2 separate regions of the Homo sapiens genome follow, and region 1 is linked to region 2. Evidence: chromatin contacts called from ENCODE Hi-C or POLR2A ChIA-PET data. All regions are on one chromosome and are shown on one strand. Each heading gives the region's core, a stretch centred on a gene start or an enhancer-like site at or near the end of the contact. The rest is flanking DNA. Distances are from core to core; before and after follow the strand shown. Region 1 overlaps TMEM156 (transmembrane protein 156). Region 2 holds the start of KLHL5 (kelch like family member 5).

What was found. Hi-C counts contacts between places; a loop is a spot of excess contacts on that map. ChIA-PET counts read pairs that join two places held with the same protein, here RNA polymerase II (POLR2A). Pooled maps may share reads with other maps.
Region 1: a pooled map shows a loop between it and region 2 (2.3-fold over the local background). The contact joins the enhancer-like site here to the promoter of KLHL5 in region 2. A Hi-C loop is called at or near these places in 2 of 168 maps with a recorded cell type or tissue (CD8-positive, alpha-beta T cell and endothelial cell of hepatic sinusoid) and 2 of 50 pooled maps. POLR2A ChIA-PET finds 5 or more read pairs at or near these places in 6 of 52 experiments (CD4-positive, alpha-beta T cell, Panc1, T-cell and 3 more).

The regions. Positions count from the first base shown.
Region 1 is chr4:38,984,266-38,988,628 of GRCh38, forward strand. TMEM156 (transmembrane protein 156) reads right to left here. Exons shown (of 7, transcript NM_024943.3): 5 at 2,071-2,154. Among named protein-coding and RNA genes, the nearest start is that of TMEM156, 46 kb to the right of the region's middle. RefSeq lists an enhancer at 4,014-4,363. Within about 2 kb of position 1,251, at least 2 of the 41 ENCODE cell types and tissues checked have a DNase peak (open chromatin) inside an H3K27ac peak, as active enhancers do.
Region 2 is chr4:39,059,984-39,063,985 of GRCh38, forward strand. KLHL5 (kelch like family member 5) reads left to right here and starts at 2,249. Exons shown (of 11, transcript NM_015990.5): 1 at 2,249-3,052. The coding sequence starts at 2,670.

The sequences.
Region 1 (4,363 bases), core at 1-2,500, 77 kb before region 2:
TGTAGGATGAATAAGCTTCTTTTGGAGGTACGAGCCCATTTATCTCTCTCTCTCTCTCTTTCTCTCTGTCTCTCTCTCTCTCTCTGTGTGTGTGTGTGTGTGTGTGTGTGTGTGTGTGTTGAACAATACTCACTTTTAAATGCATGAACAAATGGAGAGACATCCTGGAATGTGTGGCTAGTGTTGACAACAAGCTGCTTCTGCTGAATGTGACACAGTCACCACCGCTTTGAACTACATTTTTTTTTTCTACCCGTGTTACTGCATCTCCAGAGAACCATGCTGACACATTTTTCCCGTACATTCTCACTGCTGCCTATAATCCATCACTACAAAGAGAGGCCTTAAAAACTGCACTCAAGGGAGACATGATTTCCTTTCCCTTTCTCTGTCAGAAAAGCAACTCATAATAGGGAAGGAAAAGATTGCATTTAGGTTAAAGGAATATAAATAAGAAAGAGTCTGCCTCTTTCTCTCTTTAAGACGCTAAGCCTCAAAAGGGTTCTTGGTTTTAAAAAGGCCATCACCCCTTGACCTACACTAAACATTAATATTATATACCTGGTAATAAAGCCAGAGGATTTTTAGTGAGAGCTATGAAAGGGAAAGGATGGCTAAGACAGGTTTCTTTGGTGGATGAAAGTCACAGGCTCATAAATACAACTTTGCGAGGTTAGTCTTGTGGTTAGCTAGTACTTAAAATTTGTGATTCCCTCGACTATATGGGTTGACGGGGGAACTATAGACTTTTTCTCAGACAAGACAGCAGTGCTCAAAATTACGACTTGAAAACAGAAACGACCAGAATTCCTAAGGTGACCAAAAAGCCCCACAGAACTGTGTTAAAACTGTCCTCATATTTGGACACATGTACTGAGTAAGAGGGGAGCCCAGGGAAAAATGCCATTTTTGCCTTTTAAAAATTAATTTTGCCATTGAAAACAACGTTATAGCTTTTAATTTATTAATCAAATAAGATTTTCATTGACTGGACAAAATTTCCACCAACTTACCCCACATTTAACTGGTGTCAAATGATTATTTAGCTAATGCTTATTATCAGTCATAGCTTAATACTTTCACTGCTAATGCTGGGTAGAAAGCCTAAATTTTTAAAATATTTGAGCTCCTTAGGTGCACTCAAGCTAGGGTTCCGTGTATCTGCTAATTTAAATGGCTAACAAAAGCCCCCAGTGAACAAAGTCCCCAGTGAAATGCGGTGCAAATCTCTATGTCGCTACTGATGCAGCTGTAGGGTGGGGGACTGGAGGTTTGCTCGGCATCCTCCCATTTTTGAAAACTGTTTACATGCCAGACTTGAAGCTTCCTTTTTTTTCTAACTTCTCACAAAGTACGAAGGCACCTACTCGCTGGCTGTGTACAAGGAGCTTTGGTAACAGCACTCATAATTCTGTGGTTTTCACGGTCAAGGATATTATTTCTCTCTGCTAAAGAAGAGGGCTTCGTCCATGTCACATTCTCTCTCTTTCTCTTTTTAACGTGATTTGACAGCTTGAATCCAAAAGGAGGCTTCACAATTAGAAGAAAGGGATTGAACCACAACATCTGTGCTAACAGCCCCCATCACTGCTCTAATTAGAATTCCCTTATTCCATTTCTGTTTCTCAGGAGAGGACAGGGGGCTTTTTAATTGGGGCTATTAGAAGTTCTCTTTACACAATGACACCCTCTGCTAAGGGAAGGCTCCAGCGAAAGCCATGCCCACTCTGCAATTACTTCTTGCAATTCTGGGGAATAATGGTATCTTGTCTCATTTAAAAATAAATCTAAGTCTTATCCCTATTGCTTTCTCTCCTCTGCCTACTCACATGAATTTCTTCTTGCCAATTAAGCAAACTTTCCATTATTTAAGGAGATAGTTTAGATTGCTACTGTCCCCTGATAATAAGACATATTAAACTGGATTTCATTTGCCCACAGCTCTGTTATTCCAGATACAAGGCTAATTTACATAAGCTCAGATCTCAGATCTTGAGTTTACTGTGTAGTGAAACCATGCAGCTTTGGAATTTCCTGAGTGCTGTTTTGTTTACATGCCACAGAACTTACCTGAAAGAACCTGCACATTCAATGCTCTCAGTTTCTCCGAATCACTTCCTCTTAAGAGAACAGATGTAGGTTTGTCTCTATGACCTATTCCCAGAAAAGAAATGAAGTATTTAGATGATAAACAAGCGCATTGTTAACATATATTCCCCATGTTGGTTCAAAGGATTACCAAAAAGAATGGAGCCATTCATGGCCAGGCACGGTGGTTCACGCCTGTAATCCCAGCACTTTGGGAGGCTGAGGCAGGGAGATCACGAAGTCAGGAGTTCGAACCCAGCCTGGCCAATATGGTGAAACCCCATCTCTACTAAAAAATACAAAAATTAGCTGGGCGTGGTGGTGCATGCCTGTAGTCCCAGCTACTCAGGAGGCTGAGGCAAAAGAATCGCTTGAACCCAGGAGGTGGAGGTTGCAGTGAGCCGAGATCATGCCACTGCACTCCAGCCTGGACGAAAGAGTGAGACTCCATCTCAAAAAAAAAAAAAAAAAAAAAAAAAAAAAAAAAAAAAAAAAAAAGGAAAGCGACAGCTCTTATACACAGAAAAGTATATTTTTATCTTATTATATACATAGATATGATGTGAAGAATATTCAATGTATGTTTAATATTCAATAACATTTAATGTGCTAAGTAGTGTGACATTTTTTATTACTTTGTATGCTTGGATTTGCAAGCCTTTGAAAATCACTAAGTCTGTCATTTGGGCAGATATTTGTAAGAATTTAATTTGACTCCCCACTACTGGTCTCCTTCTAGACATTTTTTCTAGCTCACTTCTATCTCTCTTTGCTTATAGCTTTTCATATGGGAAAATGGGTCAAGAAACTCAGAACTATACACTATTTATAAATAACACACATTTACTTTAAATAATAGAATTTTCAAAACTAAATACCCTACATCTTAGTTCTGACATTTTACTAGCTGTGCAGCTTTGGATAAACACTTAACCTCTCTAAGTCTCAGGGGATTTTTATCTACAAAATAAAAATAGCATATATCCTGTTTACACAGTTTAAGAATCTAGTGAAAATGCTCTGAAAATGGTTATTCTACAAATAAACAGTATTGATTATGTTATTAACCACTGCACAAAGGGCTTTATTACTAAGGTATCAATGATAACACTTGATATGAAACTGCTCTCAAAAATATCTGCAACAAATACCTAGTCAAAAGAATGAATTGCAACTTTACTGAAACCTGGAGGCAACCACTTGTTCTGCCTACTGAAATGGCTAACACAGCCTTGCCTGGTAAAGAAGGAAAGAGTCTTGGGAAATCATACAACCACCACAATACTACTGTCCTTTAATGAAAACTAATTATGCACTAGACACTGTGGTAAACTTTGTAAGTAATCTCTGTATTTCCTTACCTCAACCCTGTGTGGTAGTGGTGATTATGCTTGTTTTACAGAGGATGTAAGGGATGCTCACATAATTTAAATAACTTGCTTAATGTCACATAGCTAGTAAGTGGTAGTACTAGGACTCTAACATAAATCTATTTATTTTTAGTGCCTATTCTTATAGTAATACATCTTGCACTGTCTTTAAGAGACTAGCTACTCATATTATGAATTGTCCATTGGGCCTGATAGTCATCCATTTTATGCACTGGGGACATGCCAGTAGAGCCAGTATTTGCATGGGTACACACCGGTAGCATCATACCAGTAATTTACAATCAATGTCCATCCTGATAGGTGGGTGCCTAGGTCATACGAGTTATTAAATATTTTTAACGTTGCTCCTACTGTCCTGATTCCTAATTTCTAATTTCCTTTAGCTCAGCCCTGCCAAAAATCTGATACCCCCATGCTTATTAAAGATCGACTCTGCCTCACACCCGTCACCTACAGCCACTCTGCTCAAGATCTCCAACTCTGAAATTCTTGTTTTTGTGACTGAGTCTTGCTCCATTGCCCAGGCTGGAGTGCAGTGGCGCGATCTCAGCTCACTGCAACCTCCACATCCTGGGCTCAAGTGATTCTTGTGCCTCAGCCTCCCAAGTAGCTGAGATTATAGGCTTGCGCCACCATGCCTGGCTAATTTTTGTATTTTTAGTAGAGACGGGCTTTCACCATGTTGGCCAGGCTGGTCTGCTGGTCTCAATCTCCTGACCTCAGGTGATCCGCCTGCCTCAGCCTCCCAAGGTGCTGGGATTACAGGCATGAGTCACCGCGCTCGGCCTGAAATTCTTTATCCCCACTTCCTGTTCTTCTCTCTCTCTCTGCCCTCACTTCCGCTAAGCCCTGCTCAATGTCCAGCTCATCAGCTTCTTCCTATT
Region 2 (4,002 bases), core at 999-3,498:
AGGATGTTTCTTTCAACATTATTTTAATGGCAAAAACCCAAAAACCTGAAATCAACCTGAATGCCCATTAGCAGGGAGATAGTTTAATAAATTGGTTTTTTTACAGTAATGAAATATCATGTAACTCTTAAAAAGATTATTAATTTATATTTCCATGTATATATAAAATTAGGTGAGAAGAGCAAAATGCTAAAAGATGAATACAATATGATCTCTTGTATAACAATAGCAAATCTCTTATATATGTGTATATAAGTTTGTCCATGATTTATAAACATGGAGAGAGGTGTGAAAGGCTATATGTACCAAGCTTGGCGTCAGCAATGATTACCATGGGAATGAGTGGAGGAGGATTGGCAAAATAAAGGTATCATTTTTCATTGCCAGATGTTTGCTGTCTCTGGCCCCTGCACACTCAATGCCTATAGCACTCTGGTCATTCCAACAACTAAAAATCTACCACCACCACCACCACCACCACCTATTTTCCAGAAGCCTTTAGGAGCAGGTTGATGCTTCCCTTGTTGAGAACCAGCTACTTAGAGTAACTGAAGTGTTTACAAAGATGATAGTGCCTGAGCTAAATCTTGAAGGATGAAGTGTGTTTTTTAAACCAGAGTTTCTCTGGGAGGCAAACAGTGTTATAAAAGAGGGAACACCATAATGTAGACTGCCTTGACCAATGAAGTGGTGTGTCTATGTTGGAAAATGGTTAGAAATAAAGTTGGATAGCTAGAGTGAAGTTAGAAGGATGTTGATCAGAAGGAGTCTGACAAAGGTGAGAGGAGAGGGGAAAGTGTCATTTCACTCTCTAATGCGTCCTGCACAGTACTGCCAAGTTAATTTCCTAAAACATTGTCCTGTTCAACAGTCCATTCAATAATGTCTTTGCTGCTTGCTCAAGGCATTTTATCTCATCGTATTCATCTAACTTTATCTCTTACTACACCTTAAAATTAATTTGGTATGGCTGGCTGATCAAACTGATTATTTCCCACTTCTTCCTTGTAGATATGCCCACTTCATGCTTTTATTAGAATCTTTTTCTGTAGAAATCTATCATTCTACCTAAACAATGTTTTACTATTCTTAGCAGCCTTCTCCCTAATGAAACTGGCCCATACCACTCCATTGCCATCCTGATATCTCCTTTCTTTCTTACAGTTTGTATGGTTTTTCCCGTATTATTTAGCATGAAATCATACTTGGCTTTTTATGCTTCTCATTCTTGTTTCTCTGAATAATTTGTATTAAGATAGACACCTCACAATATTTTTGTAAGCCTCCAAAGTAGTTTTTGTTTTTGTTTTTTGGTCAGCTTAGATAGGCATTGCCTTTTGTATGGAATTAGTTGATAAAGGAGTAAATACTGAGCACCCTGAAAACTCAAATTCTGCATTGATAGATCACACTTTAATATTGCAGCATTTTAATGTTTCTTATTTTACCTTATCAAATATTTTGTATTTGGTTCAATAGCTAGATTTAATTATTTTGGGGGTTAGGAACCAAGATATATATATCTCTGTGTCCCTGACAATGCCTAGTAGATTGCATTGTTCACAATAACTACTCAGTATTTTTGAGTTTATTTGTATTTGCTTTATCAATTTGCCTTAACTGTAACCATGTTCAAACCATTGTTTGTTTTGCTAACAACAGAGGGCACCATTAGGGCACTTGTACACCCAATAGTCCTATCCCAGTCCCTGGTAGCTTTTTTGAGCCGCACTTTTCCTTTTCCTAAGTAATGTCATAGAAATTTGGATGTTACACTAACTGGCAGTGGCCCATTTCTACTTATAGAGAAATCCTGGCCTCAGTTTATTTGAAAAAGAGTATTTGTTACATTTTGATCCTTTGTAGTTTTCAAACTTTTTATTCTCCTCATTATTCTTTATCCAAGTGAAATCTTACCCAGGATCTTACTGTATTAATTAGATCCATTTGTTTTCTGAAGGGAGAAGATAGAGGTGAAGGCAATAGTCTGGAGCCCCACCTTTGTACTCCGCTTTCCTCCTCATTCCCCATCCAAAGAGCACACCTGGAAAATCACCATAACTCATCTAATTTTACAAATGCTTTTTTAAAAACTTGTTTTGTGGTATTTCACTTAGGGACTTAGTTTAGAAATAGAAACATTTTAGTTTTAAAGTGATTATTTTTAAGTACAAAGGGAAATGCTATAGAATACATTTATTGTTTCAGCAATGAAAGAGTTAATATACTAAGCAGCAGAGACTGAGATACTGCAACGGGGATAGTGTTTTCTGTCTCTGTCATTTGTGGTTTAAGAAAAAGGGGGTGGTGTTCTGCATTTGAAAGGACTTTAATGAATGCTGTCAGTGTTTGTGAGACCTAATGGTCAGTATGGGAAAGGAGAGCCGGGAAAGTGGTCTAGCTGCTTCAGGATAGGTGGATGAGAGTTTGCTCTGATTGAACGGAATGTTCCACCGTGTTTCATCTTTATTCATTATCCTTTGTTCTTTAAAATCTGATATATTGGCATAAAAGTAATTGTAGATATATATATGAATGTGATTTATTTTCCTTTACATATTTTTGTTGTGTACAGCAGGGCATATACTTCTCTTGTCTTGGTTGGATGCACAAATCTGTGTGCAGTGCTTTTTGCCCGTTGCCTAGACGATCACTTGGTTTCTCTGAGGATGTCTGGTTCTCGTAAAGAGTTTGATGTGAAACAGATTTTGAAAATCAGATGGAGGTGGTTTGGTCATCAAGCATCATCTCCTAATTCTACAGTTGACAGCCAGCAGGGAGAATTTTGGAACCGAGGACAGACTGGAGCAAACGGTGGGAGAAAGTTTTTAGATCCATGTAGCCTACAATTGCCTTTGGCTTCAATTGGTTACCGAAGGTCCAGCCAACTGGATTTTCAGAATTCACCTTCTTGGCCAATGGCATCCACCTCTGAAGTCCCTGCATTTGAGTTTACAGCAGAAGATTGTGGCGGTGCACATTGGCTGGATAGACCAGAAGTGGATGATGGCACTAGTGAAGAAGAAAATGAATCTGATTCCAGTTCATGCAGGTTGATTATTTTCTTACTGTTAGAAAAGGGGTGTGGGGGTATGGCTCTATAATGTTTTTAAATAATTTAGTATTTATTATTTAAAATCTGATTATATATGTACATCTGCATACATATATATAATATCTTGGTATGAACATGTGATACTTCTGCTAGGGTTTTTTTAATGTTCTAATAGTCTGTAAAATTACAAAGACAACAAATAGCATTCATTTTGAAATATCTTGTGTTCTATATATAGATCTGGCTCAGCTTTGAAAATAATATATAGTAGCAATTTCATGTATCATTGCCTGTGGTTTGCTTCATTCATTAACCTTCTATATTCATATCAAAACTATAGAAGATATTTCTATAGTATGAAATTTTATGTGACATTTTAGTTTATAACAGATGATAGAGTCATTTTTTAATTTAATGAAAAGGAAAGGTTTTGCAAAGAGATGCACATTATAGTCACCAATTTTTTGACACAATTGTAGTTGTCAATAATATTTTTCTTATGGTTATTTCTCTTTGTCCTGTCTGTGTTACAGCTCTCCAGACTAATATAGAGAATACTAAGTAACATGTCTCTAAGATGACAGCTACTAATTCCTGTTACCTTCACTTTCACTGAAATGTGTGCTATTTAGGGAAATGAAGGACATTCCTCCAGGAGAGTTTAAGGGAATGTAGAGGGGCTAGATGTGATTATCTGGTGAAAAGGGGACAGGAAGAAGGGGAAATCAGTTAGAAGAAAGAAAATAAGGAAAAAAATAGGTAATTTCATAGTGACTTTATCTACCTTTATCTTGGAATCTGCCTTTATCTTTGAAATGGATTTTCTTATTCATCAGTTTAAACTACAATAAGATTATATAACAACTTAGAGCATGAAAGTCATCTTTCTGATTAATCTTCATTCGAAAATATTTCTAAATATTTAAAGGCACAAATAGCTTATCATT